Linked DNA regions of Homo sapiens: region 2 is linked to region 1. A link is a contact called in ENCODE POLR2A ChIA-PET data. All regions are on one chromosome and are shown on one strand. The core of a region is the stretch at or near the end of the contact, and the rest is flanking DNA. Distances in the headings are between cores, read along the strand shown. Region 1 overlaps IQGAP2 (IQ motif containing GTPase activating protein 2). Region 2 holds the start of F2RL1 (F2R like trypsin receptor 1).

Region 1 (5,733 bases), core at 1,062-3,561:
AGTGACCCGAGATCATGCCACTGCACTCCAGCCTGGGCGACAGAGCGAGACGCTGTCTCAAACAAAAAACAACAACAATAACAACAAGAAAGAATGAAGGTGGACACCTGTCTCACACCACACACAAAAATGAACTCAAAAAGGGTTAATAGACCTAACTGTAAAAGCTAAAACTATAGAACCTTTAGAACAAAACATTGGGGTAAATCTCACAAGTAACAACAACAACAACAACAACAACAACAAAAAAAACAGATAAACTGGACTTCATCAAAATAAAAAAAAAAAAACATTTGTGCGGAAAAGGACATTATCAAGAGAGTAAAAAGCCCACACAAGGGGCAAAAATATTTGCAAATCATATATCTGATAATGGTCCAGTGTCCAGAATATATAAACAACTCTTACAACTGAGGAACAAAACCACAAACAACCTAATTTTAAAATGGACAAAGGAGTTAAATAGACATTTCTCCAAAAAGAATACATAAATACACAAGTGGATGACAAACATATGGAAGGATCCTCAACATTACTGGTCATTGGAAAAGTACAAACCAAAACCACAGTGAGATACGACTTCATATCTTCAGGCAAAAGTTCAAAGACATAGAGTGCAGACTAGTAGTTGCTAGGGGCTGGGCAGCAGCGGGGAATGGGGAATGACTACTTAATGGGTACAGGGTTCACATCTGATAAAAATGTTCTGGAACTAGACAACAGTGATGGTTGCACACTGCGAATGTACTAAATGCATGTACACTTTAAAATGGCTGAAATGGTAAGTTTTATGTGTATTTTACCACAATAAAAAATAAACCCACTGCTGGCTCTACATAGTGTGGTGATTAAAGAAGTGGATAGTGTTTGTTTCCAACACACTGGGGGGGACGGGGGAGAGCCACACAAGGGCAGAGGCTGGGTAATGGGTAAGGCAAACAGGACAATGTCCCAGGTTTCCCAGGCTAAGACACATTGCTTCCAGACAGGCCTGACTTTTATGGTTTTATCTTTAAATGTGATTTCCTAGAATTTGCAGAATCATGCAGACTCATGTTCAGGAATAAGTATAAATATATATGATATTCAGATTATCTGATACTTTGAACTACTCAAATGGTGATTCTCAGATATCATGCAGACATTGGAGTTGACTGGATTTAGAAAATGATGTTCAAATAGCAGACAAAACTAATTAAGAAAAAATTTCTTCCCATTACTTCTAAAGGACAAAGCTTATGAGATCATGGGATACTTGGCCTAATTTCATTTACATGGCAAAACCACACAATCTGTATTTCCAGTTATCTTTATAATTGGCACTTGTTCAGAGGAACCCAGGGTGTAGACTTTCTCCCCCTTTCTCTCCTGCCCTGCCCTGAATTGTCTCCCTGAAATTTTCATCTGCCTTGGTAATCTGTAGTCAAAAAGAACCGCCCTCAACTCTTGTGAGGCCAAGGGTGAGTCCTAGTCCTGCAACTTGGTTGCGGTCCTACTGTCGAACTGTGCTCTCCACCCCTGTAAGACAGGGGCTGTTTCCAGCTTACCCACTGTTGTATCCCAGCCTCAAGCCCAGCGCATGAACACAGAGTAGGTAGTCAAGCATTTGCTGCATGACCGAATGGAGCCTCAGATGATCTGAGGACAAAATCAACAAGCCTAAGAGAGGAACATATCAACACAGCACAGTGAAGAAGCTCTTCCTGTTGTTTTCACAGATGATTGAATGTTTAAAAAAAAAAATCAAGTGGAGATGAATGCTGTCTTCATTCACACTTCAAGCACACTTCAGCACATCAGTGGCAGGAGAGAAAGCTCTTGCCACAAATTAAAACCTCAGAACTCAGGACAGGTAGCTTGGAAGTAATATGTTTCGTATTGTTTCAACACATACTTGTTCCCTTTGTCCTCATTTTTCCACTTCCAGTCTCCATCTCACCCCAATACATAACTGTTCTAATGTACTGATATGCATTCTTGGGTTTGTATAAGTTCTTGAAAACTGCACTGCTTGGTCAGCGGGTGCTTTTGATTTATGGTGTTGTATCATGAATCTCATTCTCTTTCTTACTCTGTGTGTAAAGGATGGATGTGGAATATCCTTGATTCTTTGATGGAGAAAAGATAGTATTATTTAAAGTGTGAATGCTTCACTTGAAATCTTTAGCGGCAGGAAGCAGGGTACAAATAAAAGTCAAAGCTGGTAAATATATCCAGGATCAGTTTAACAGGAAGGAAGGCCAATAAATCAGATGCTATCATAATGTCTTATTGTAGGTACGTGTTTTTATATTATGATTTTATACCGGAAATAAACGTTGGTTAACTGAATTTCCTCACTAATCTTCTGGCCACTCTGTAATAGATATTTCTCTTCAGTTACCTAAGGACTTGCATAAGCTGAGTTAATCATTTCTCAAAGGAAAAAAATCAAATTACTACATGGAAAACTAAAAACCAAGGAAGGTGTTGTAAACTATTATAATATTTAATGCCTTCCTAAATTCTAAAGAGTCTATTATCCTTTGGTTAGATGTTTGATGGATATACATAATAGATTTCAATGTTCACATACTTTTAAATAAATTAGTTGGGATTTAGCCTCATTTGAATTTGCATCATTTAAGATGTGTATTTGGAGACATGTGCCCTTTAACCCCCAAACTTACTTTATCATGAGGCTTCGGCTATCTATAGCTTCACCGTCCTCTATGTCATATTTGCTTGTCAAGACAAGAGAAATCTCGGTCTTTGAAAGCTGACTTAGTGTATTTGCCTTGTTAGGGTCATTGGGGTCAACTGCTCCTTCCCCTGTAGGGAAAAAACCTAGTGTTATTTTTCCAATTCACTCTTTGTGATGATGGCACCAACAATGTAAGATAAAGGTTCTGTGGGAAAGATAGGCTTGGTAATTAAATGGGAGATCATGGTCTTTACAAAACCCACATTCTACTATAGCTAAAGTGGCTTTTAAAATATCTGATTGAAAAATGAAAATGACATGGGACATAGGTATTTCAAATACAAATTACTAAAAAGGATAACTGTTAATAAAAGTATTTTTCATTTTGTAATAAATTTGGTTCTTTATTGATGGCTTCTTTCTGTATAATACAGGTTGACAATTCCTTTTTGACATATCTGGAGCTTACCTTCAAGAATACTGAATTATTTTATAATCCCGGACTCCATTAATTACAGAACTCTTACTGTAGGAAGGGGCAAGTGTAGTTGTTATTCTTTAAATATGCTTAAGCATTAAATTCCAAAATAATTGTTTTATCTAGGATAGGAAAACCAACGAACCAACCAACCAACCCACCCAATTAAACAAAAACCAAGGGATAAGTAGAAGGAACAAGCTCTTACCAAGAAAAGATTCCACGGTTGGCACCTCTCCCAGCGACCCCAGCAATTCACTCAGTAAGTCATTTTTCTCAGGGGCAATTGCATCCTGGTGTTCCAACAGGAGCTTTATGTAGAAAGCAACACACACACAAAGAAAAAAGTAAATTCTCAACTGTACCATATTTATATGAAATTTTTCATAATTTCCTCCTCATACCATTTAAATCTTAAATATGAGTATGACATTTATAAAAATTAGAGACATAGATACAGTTTTTATTGTATCTCAGAGGGAAGCACCTACTCTACATCAAGAAATTGTTGCAAGAAACGTGTTCATAAACCCTTTTTCAGCAAGGTCTGCCAAAGGGAAGCCTTCTACCACCTGATCTCTGTGCTTCACTCTTCCTCCATAGAAAAAGTCAAAGTTGGGGGAAAGAGTCCAGAATGAGGCAGATCTTTCAGTTAACATTGGTAGCAAACTGGAAGGGCATTTACATCTCTATGCAGTAATCAAATACTACAGTTATCTTCTTCTTAATCACTACTATGAGCTGTTTCAATCTGTCTTGCATTGAAGATCTCTCATGGGTAAGGATGTAAGAGACCTAGATGTCCTGAGTGGTTTCCCCTTTCCTTATCCTAAGAAGGCCCAAAGATGAGTAACATCTGCTGGGGTGTCTTGCCAGGTCTTACAGGAAACAGTATTAACTCCTGAGGGGTAGCAGCACTCGGGGGAAACCATGAAAGACAACACTTTTTTTTTTTTTTTAATTTAAACAAATTTTAATGGAGTTGGTTTAATTGTTACAACCTTACACATGAACAGCGACACATCTGTTTTTGCTTGCATTTCTAATTAGATTGAAACAACATTTCCAAAGTACGGAACTAGTAATCTTGGAGACAGGAGATAAAATTTGTTGTTCTCAGCAACTATTTTATAAAACTCTGCATCATAATGATAAAGCTAGTTCCTTTTCCATTTTCAATCTTTTTTCCAACAGCTTTACCAAAATAGAATTCAGATACATCAAATCCACTCACTTAAAATGTACGATGCAATGGCTTCTAGTGTATTCACAGAGCTGTGCAGCCATTACCACTCTCTGACTGTAGAACAGTTTCACTGCCCTAAAAGATACCGGGTACCCATTGGCAGTCACTCTCCATTATCTCTTCTTTCTATCCCCTAGAAACCACAAATATACCTGTATGTATTTGACTACTCTAGGTACCTTAGATAAGTGGTATTTGTCTTTTTGTGACTGGCTCATTTCAATTAGCATAATGTCTTCAAGGTTCCTCCATGTTGTAGCATGTATCAGAATTTCCTTCTTTTTAGAGCTGAATAATATTGTATTGTATGAATATAACACATTTTATCCATTCATCTAGTGATAGACGCTTGGCTGTTGTGAACAATGCTGCTATGAACATGAGTGAACAAATAACTCTTTGACTCTGCTTTCAATTTTTTATGGGTATACTTCCAGAAGTGGAACTGTTAGATTATGAGGTAATTCTATGTTTAATTTTTTTTAATTGATCGTGCCGCCATACTCCAGCCTCTCTGTTTAAATTTTTGAGGAAAGACCATCCTGTTTCCATAGCAGCTGCACCATTTTACATTCCCACCAACGGGGTGCAAGGGTTGCATTTTCTTCACATCCTTCTCAACACTTATTTTCTGTTTTTTTTTTTTTAAATTTTGATATTAATCATCCTACTGGGTGTGAGTGGTATCTCCTTGCAGTTTCAGTTTTGATTTCTCTAATTATTAGTGATGCTGACCATCTGTATACTTCTCTGGAAAAACATCTGTTAAAGTCCTTTGTTTATATTATAATTGGGTTGTTTTGTTGTCGATTCGTAGGAATTCTTTATATATTCTAGATATTAACCCTTTACCAGACATGTGATTTGCAAATATTTTCTCCCATTCCATACATTATCTTTTCACTCAGTTGATTATGTCCTTTGATGTGTAATTGTCCAATATTTAAATTGGATTATGTTTCTATCATTGAGTTGTAGGATTTCTTTATATATTCTGGATACAAGTCCCCAATCAAACATATTATTTACAATTATTTTCTTTCATTCTGTTGGTTTTCTCAAGTTTTTTTTTTTTTTTTTTTTTTTTTTTGAGACAAAGTCTCGCTCTGCTGCCCAGGCTGGAGTGGTTCACTGCAAGCTCCACCTCCCAGGCTCAAGTGACTCTCGTGCCTCAGCCTTCCGAGTAGCTGGGATTACAGGCATGTGTCACCGCACCTGGTTAATTTTTGTATTTTTAAATAAAGATAGGGTTTCTCCATGTTGGCCAGGCTGGTCTTGAACTCCTGGCCTCAAGTGATCCACCTGCTTCAGCCTCCCAACATGCTG
Region 2 (5,733 bases), core at 2,284-4,783, 130 kb before region 1:
CTATCTTCCAGTTCATTGCAGTGTTCTGTCATATTACAAAACTTTGGCCAGGCACGGTGGCTCATGCCTATAATCCCAGCACTTTGGGAGGCTGAGGCAGGTGGATCACTTGAGGTCAGGAGTTCAAGATCAGCCTGGCCAACGTGGCGAAACCCCGTTTATACCAAAAACACAAAAATTAGTTGGATGTGGTGGTGTGCGCCTGTAGTCCCAGCTACTCCAGAGGCTGAGGCATGAGAATCACTTAAACCTGGGAGGCAGAGGTTGCAGTGAGCCGAGATCGTGCCACTGCACTACAGCCTGGGCAACAGAGTGAGATTCTATCTCAGGGGGAAAAAAAAAATGGAAATACCACATGTCTATCAACAAAGGACTAATTTTAAAATTGATGCATCCTTCTGTAACATTTTGGAGTCATTAAAAATGTTTTATATGTATTGACATGATACTGATGTGCTTATATAATCCCATACTTGCACAAACATATTTTCTGTATTTGTGAATACATATTTTGTGCATGGATGTAATAAAGAGTGGGAAAATATATAAGCCGAAATATTAGCGGTGGCTACTTTGGTACTGAAGTTCAGGGTGATTTAATTAAATGTTTCCTTTTTTTGTTTTGGCTCATTTTTCCCTCGAGTGATCACATATTGTTTTTATAATTTAAAAAACAATTATAGGTAGGGCGCAGTAGCTCATGCCTGTAATCCCAGCACTTTGGGAGGCTGAAGGTGGGTGGATCACCTGAGGTCAGGAGTTTGAGATCAGCCTGACCAATATGGTGAAACCCTGTCTCTACTAAAAATACAAAAATTAGCTGGGGGTGGTGGTGCGTGCCTGTCGTCCCAGCTACTCGGGAGGCTGCAGCAGGAGACTTCCTTGAGCCCGGGAGAGGTGGAGGTTGCAATGAGCCAAAATTGCACCACTGCACTCAAGCCTGGGCAACCGAATGAGAGTCAAAAAAAAAAAAAACCCAAAAAACCAAAAAAACAAAAAAAAACCACCAAACCAATTATAAAGAAAACAGAAGTTCCAGTCTCCAAAAGATAAATGGAATGACCTAGGCCTGTAACATGGTGGAAAAAAATAAGTAAGTGGCAGAGAGAAGCTGACTGAAATGAACACCACATGGACCAGCCAGGGTACTCTGGGCAAGACTCCTCACTTCATTCATTTGCTATTTACTGAGGTCCCGTAGGTGATGAGACTATGCTAGACGTGATGGAAAGGATGGTAGGGCCCCCTGCCTCCAGGAGTTAACGATGCAGTGAGGACACATATTAAGCATGTTTACCCAAATAATTATCAATTACTATTGTAAAGGGAAAGAGAAGCCCTGATTTCCAAGTGTTTTCCTTGCCTTGCCTCCTCAATTCAGTGTCCTTCACCTGTACCCTGAGAAGGTTGTGATCTCGGCTGAGTTCGTTTCTATGAGGCAGTCTTTTGGAGTGAGGCTTTGGGAAGAAAATCAAACCCCAAATCGGCCCTGCAGCCACCTGAGGGGCACGCAGAAGGACCGGCTAAAAAGCGAGTGAGCAAAGACCCACCCTGAGGGCAGAAAAGCTTTGCTAACACTGTATTTCTTATTAAAATCAATTTAGTTTTAAGGTGGGAGGAAAGCTCCATCTGCCTAAATCAATTGTCAGTGTTACTTCACTAACCCTTTGGGAAAGTTACTTTGCAAGGGAATAAAAGTATGGTGGGGGGAGGATGAGGAACAAGGTGCAATATTAAGTGGCTATAGTTAACAAGTAACCTGATTTTTCCTTATTGTTAAATCAAGTTCGCCTTATAATCCAGGGATCTCCCAATCCCCCAAGAGTAGTAAACAAGAACAAGACAAATAATCGGGGCATGCTTCCTACAGGGATCTCTGAATCATAAAGATGTTGAATCAGCTATACCAACATGTATTTTTTTAAAGTTTGCACATACTAACCTTTGCTCCTGAATTTTAAGTTTCCAACTTTAAAGGACATAGAGGAGAGGTGTCCATTACAGTTTTCAATACTTCCTGGAACTAAATGCCTTTATTCTGATGCTGATTAAGAAAAAAAAATATACCAGCGGTGCACAGTTTTCAAGCTTACACCATTAACACCCTTTTCCCTAACTGCAGAGGGAAAAGAATCACATTCTTCCATCTAATTCCAACCCACTGTGACTTGCTCTTTTACTTCGTCTTTATGAAGAGGAGGATAAAAGTGAGAAATGCGCATTTCTGAGGGAAATTAAAAGCTCCCTTTGCTACCCAGGCTGCCCCAAACAGAGGGGCCTCGGTTAGGATCACAGTGGCGCGATCGCAGGTCAAACATCCCCCACGGCCACAGCGAGGCCTGCTGGGCCCGGAAGAACACACTCCCAGCAATACAAGTTCGAGCACACCCGGAGCAGCACATCCAAGGAACGCGACGGCCGGGCGCAAGTGCTGCTCTGTTCCCAGGCCAGCCAGCCTCTGGCCTGCAGACCTGGGTGGCAGCCAGTGGCCGCTCCGGGTGGCACACTAGGAAAGTCCCGGAACCCCAGGCCCAGAGGGTCAACTGGTCAAATATAAGGCAGGGTCCAAAAAGTTCCGCTCGTAAATCCTCGTGGCGCCCAACGGGCCTGAGCGCTCATTACCACCAGAACCCATCAGGGACCGGCCCTGACTTTCATACCCCGGGCCTTCCACTGTGGGTGCCAGGAGCAGCGGGACCCGGGTGGGTCTCGAACGCAGGGGCCAGAACCCGAAGAAAGGCTTCCAGCAGTTGGAGAGGGACGCAAAAAACAACCTAGAAGGCTCCCGGGCCGCGGGTTCCCACCCACTCCGCCCTGCCCTGCGCAATCAGCTCGCTAACCCCACCGGCCCCGCGGGGCCAGCGGAGGAAGTCTCCGGAGTTGGCAAAAAGCTCTTAATGACTTAGTGTTTACAAAGCAACCAAGCCCGGGGAGGGGACTAGGTCCTCTGCGTACCCTTTAGACACAGCTACTCCTTCCTTCCCTCCCTTTCCCCGAACCCACGCTGGGGCCTGGAGGTGCCCAGCATGACAGCCTCTACGGGAAGTGGGGTCTTTGGGGAAATCTCTGCCTCTGCCCGGCTCCGCTGACTTCAGCTGCTCCCGCATGTCCCACCTGGGTGCCTCCTTGGCGCAGAGACCTCACATCAAAGCCACCAAGGGGAGGCTAAGGGATTCGTAGAGATGGGTGCCGGCAGCAGAACAGCCTTCGCACACCTGCCCGGATCCCACCGTCTGCCCAGCGTGCCCAGGACCCCAGCTCCTCAGAGATAAGAGCCCTCCTTGGCCAGGTTTCTCACCTTGGATGGTGCCACTGCAGGAGAGAGAGGCTGCTAGCAGGATGGCGGCCCCCAGCAGCCACGCCGCGCTGGGGCTCCGCATCCTCCTGGAAGCCCCGACGCCGGGCGCGCGGGGAATCCGCCGCCGCCGATTCGAAACTCAGAGCTCCACTGGACGCACCGAGAGAAAGTCAGCCTCTCACCTGCCCCGAATCGGAGCCTCTGCTGCGCGCCTCCCCAGGGCGGGTTAGGTTTCAGGGAAACCGAAGGAGCAGCGTACTCACCTGCGGGAGGCCACGCCCCGGGACCGGAACGCGCGCCCTGGTCCCGCCCCCGGCCCCCTTCCCTGCGCAGCTGCGCCCTCCGCTTCCCGGACTCGCGCCAGGTCCCTTAGACTGCGGGAGCCGCCTGCGGGCGGGGTTGAGCGCATGAGGTGTCTGCTTTGGAATGCAAATAGCAGGAGCGCTGGGACCACGGGTTAATCCCTGCCTAGGCTATACCGCGAACTACCTTTAATCTTTACTTACTCCTAGAGAAGCGGGTCGTCGGTCTCCCTTGCCTTTCCTGACTGTGGGAAAGCCACGATTCGTACTCACTGCAATTGTGGTTGGTAACTGATACAGACAGGGCTTCCCGGTGCGGTGGACCCTGCAGGAGGAGGGATGCGTTTTTTATTGTAGAGGCAGGTGGGCAACTGCGGACATCACGAAAGCGGTGGGGAGCACAAGAGGCGGGGCGGGAAAGAAGACATGGAATGGCTACTTTCAGCGCCAAGTGCCAAAGCTTTAGAGAATTATCTTGCTTAATCCCCATAACAACCAGCGCAATAAGTATGATTATTCTTCCCATTTTACAGACGAGGAAAGTGAGCTTAGAAAGACCAGATAAATTGGCCAGAGTTACACGACTTATAAACACAGTGTATAAATGTTTATCACATTTCAACTCCAGTATAAGACTATCACTGTCTTCTATTCATCGCTGCACTATAAATGCGTCCACCAGGGCTCCTCTGCATTGGGATCCCATAGGCTAAATAAATACAAAAGCAGATAGAAGGGGTGGGAGAAGAGAAGTGTGGGGTTGGGGATGAGTGCATGAGGGTTGGCATCATATTGGTAATGTCTTACTTTTTGTTTTTGAGACGGAGTCTCGCTCTGTCTCCCAGGCTGGAGTGCAGTGGCGTGATCTCGGCTCACTGCAAACTTTGTCTCCTGGGTTCAAGCAATTCTCTGGCCGCAGCCTCCCGAGTAGCTGGAGTTACAGGCGTGCACCACATCTGGCTAATTTTTGTATTTTTAGTAGAGGCGGGGTTTCACCATGTTGGTCTGGCTAGTCTCGAACTCCTGACCTCGTGATCAGCCCACCTCCGCCTCCCAAAGTGCTGCGATTACAGGCGTGAGCCACCGCACCCAGCATGTCTTACTTTTTATTTGCTTTTTAAAAGATTGAATAAAACAAAGTCTACTGTTACCCATTTAAACTATTGGTACCAGAAGAGCACAGAAGAGAGACATAGGTATTTTCAAATATTTAAAGGATTCGCTTGTAGAAGAGGATTTAGATGTGTTTTGAGTTGCTCCAGAGAGCAAAAATTGGTGGAAGCCACAGTGGGGTTTAATTTCAGCTCAATGTATAAAGAAATTTTCTTTATTTTTTATTTTAATTTCTATTAGAAAATAGAAGTGGGGTCTCCCTATCTTGTCCAGTCTGGTCTGGAACTCCTGGCTTCATGTGATCCTCCCCACTCAGCCTCCCAAAGTGCTGGGATTACAGGAATGAGCCACCACACCCGGACAGGCTTCTCCCCTTGTTGACATCTGTGTGATCCCAAGTTTACTTATCCTCTCTAAGCTTTCTTATAATATATATATATATACACACACACGTGGTTTAAAGGTTTATAGGTGTCTGTCTGAGGATAAAATAGTGACTAGTGACTGGGTTTGATACATGGTAGAAGCTCAATAAATATTTTTTGTTTATTTCCTTTCTCTGAGGAGTCTTCATACTCCACCTGCACCCCAGCTCTCACCTCAGCCCATGCCCACTTTTCCTCCCAGGAAAAGCTGACTTCTAGAAGCAGAACAGGAACCTTTGACATCCTGAACAGCGGACAGCTCTCCTGATAGGGATCAGGCCATTCCTGAAGGTCCCTCCCCAGGGGAGATAACTGATTCCTAAGATGTCCCTTCAAACTTTTCAAGCATCCATTTCCTCATCTGTAGCTTATTAATATTACATCTATCATCTGGGAATGATACTAGTACCTCTCTCGTAGGGTGGTTGTGAGGATTCACTTTGCTAAATGTCCATAAAGCACTTCTTAGTACCGTTTCTGGTATATAGTAAGCACCTAAGAAATGGGAACTGCTATAGAATGACTGCCTTTAAGGTGGAATCTTCCTCTTTCAGAGAACAATACATCAGGGTCCAGCTGCTTTCGATTTAAATTT

The links. ChIA-PET counts read pairs that join two places held with the same protein, here RNA polymerase II (POLR2A).
Region 2: POLR2A ChIA-PET joins it to region 1 with 10 read pairs in Panc1. The contact joins the promoter of F2RL1 here to the enhancer-like site in region 1. POLR2A ChIA-PET finds 5 or more read pairs at or near these places in 3 of 52 experiments (AG04450, Panc1 and naive thymus-derived CD8-positive, alpha-beta T cell).

Annotation. Positions count from the first base shown.
Region 1 is chr5:76,680,854-76,686,586 of GRCh38, reverse strand. IQGAP2 (IQ motif containing GTPase activating protein 2) reads right to left here. Exons shown (of 36, transcript NM_006633.5): 29 at 3,370-3,472; 30 at 2,670-2,811. Among named protein-coding and RNA genes, the nearest start is that of NCRUPAR, 29 kb to the left of the region's middle. Within about 2 kb of position 2,311, at least 2 of the 41 ENCODE cell types and tissues checked have a DNase peak (open chromatin) inside an H3K27ac peak, as active enhancers do.
Region 2 is chr5:76,816,830-76,822,562 of GRCh38, reverse strand. It overlaps F2RL1 (F2R like trypsin receptor 1), which reads right to left and starts at 3,533. Exons shown (of 2, transcript NM_005242.6): 1 at 3,299-3,533. The coding sequence starts at 3,380. RefSeq lists enhancers at 2,582-3,199, 3,200-3,817 and a silencer at 3,505-3,799.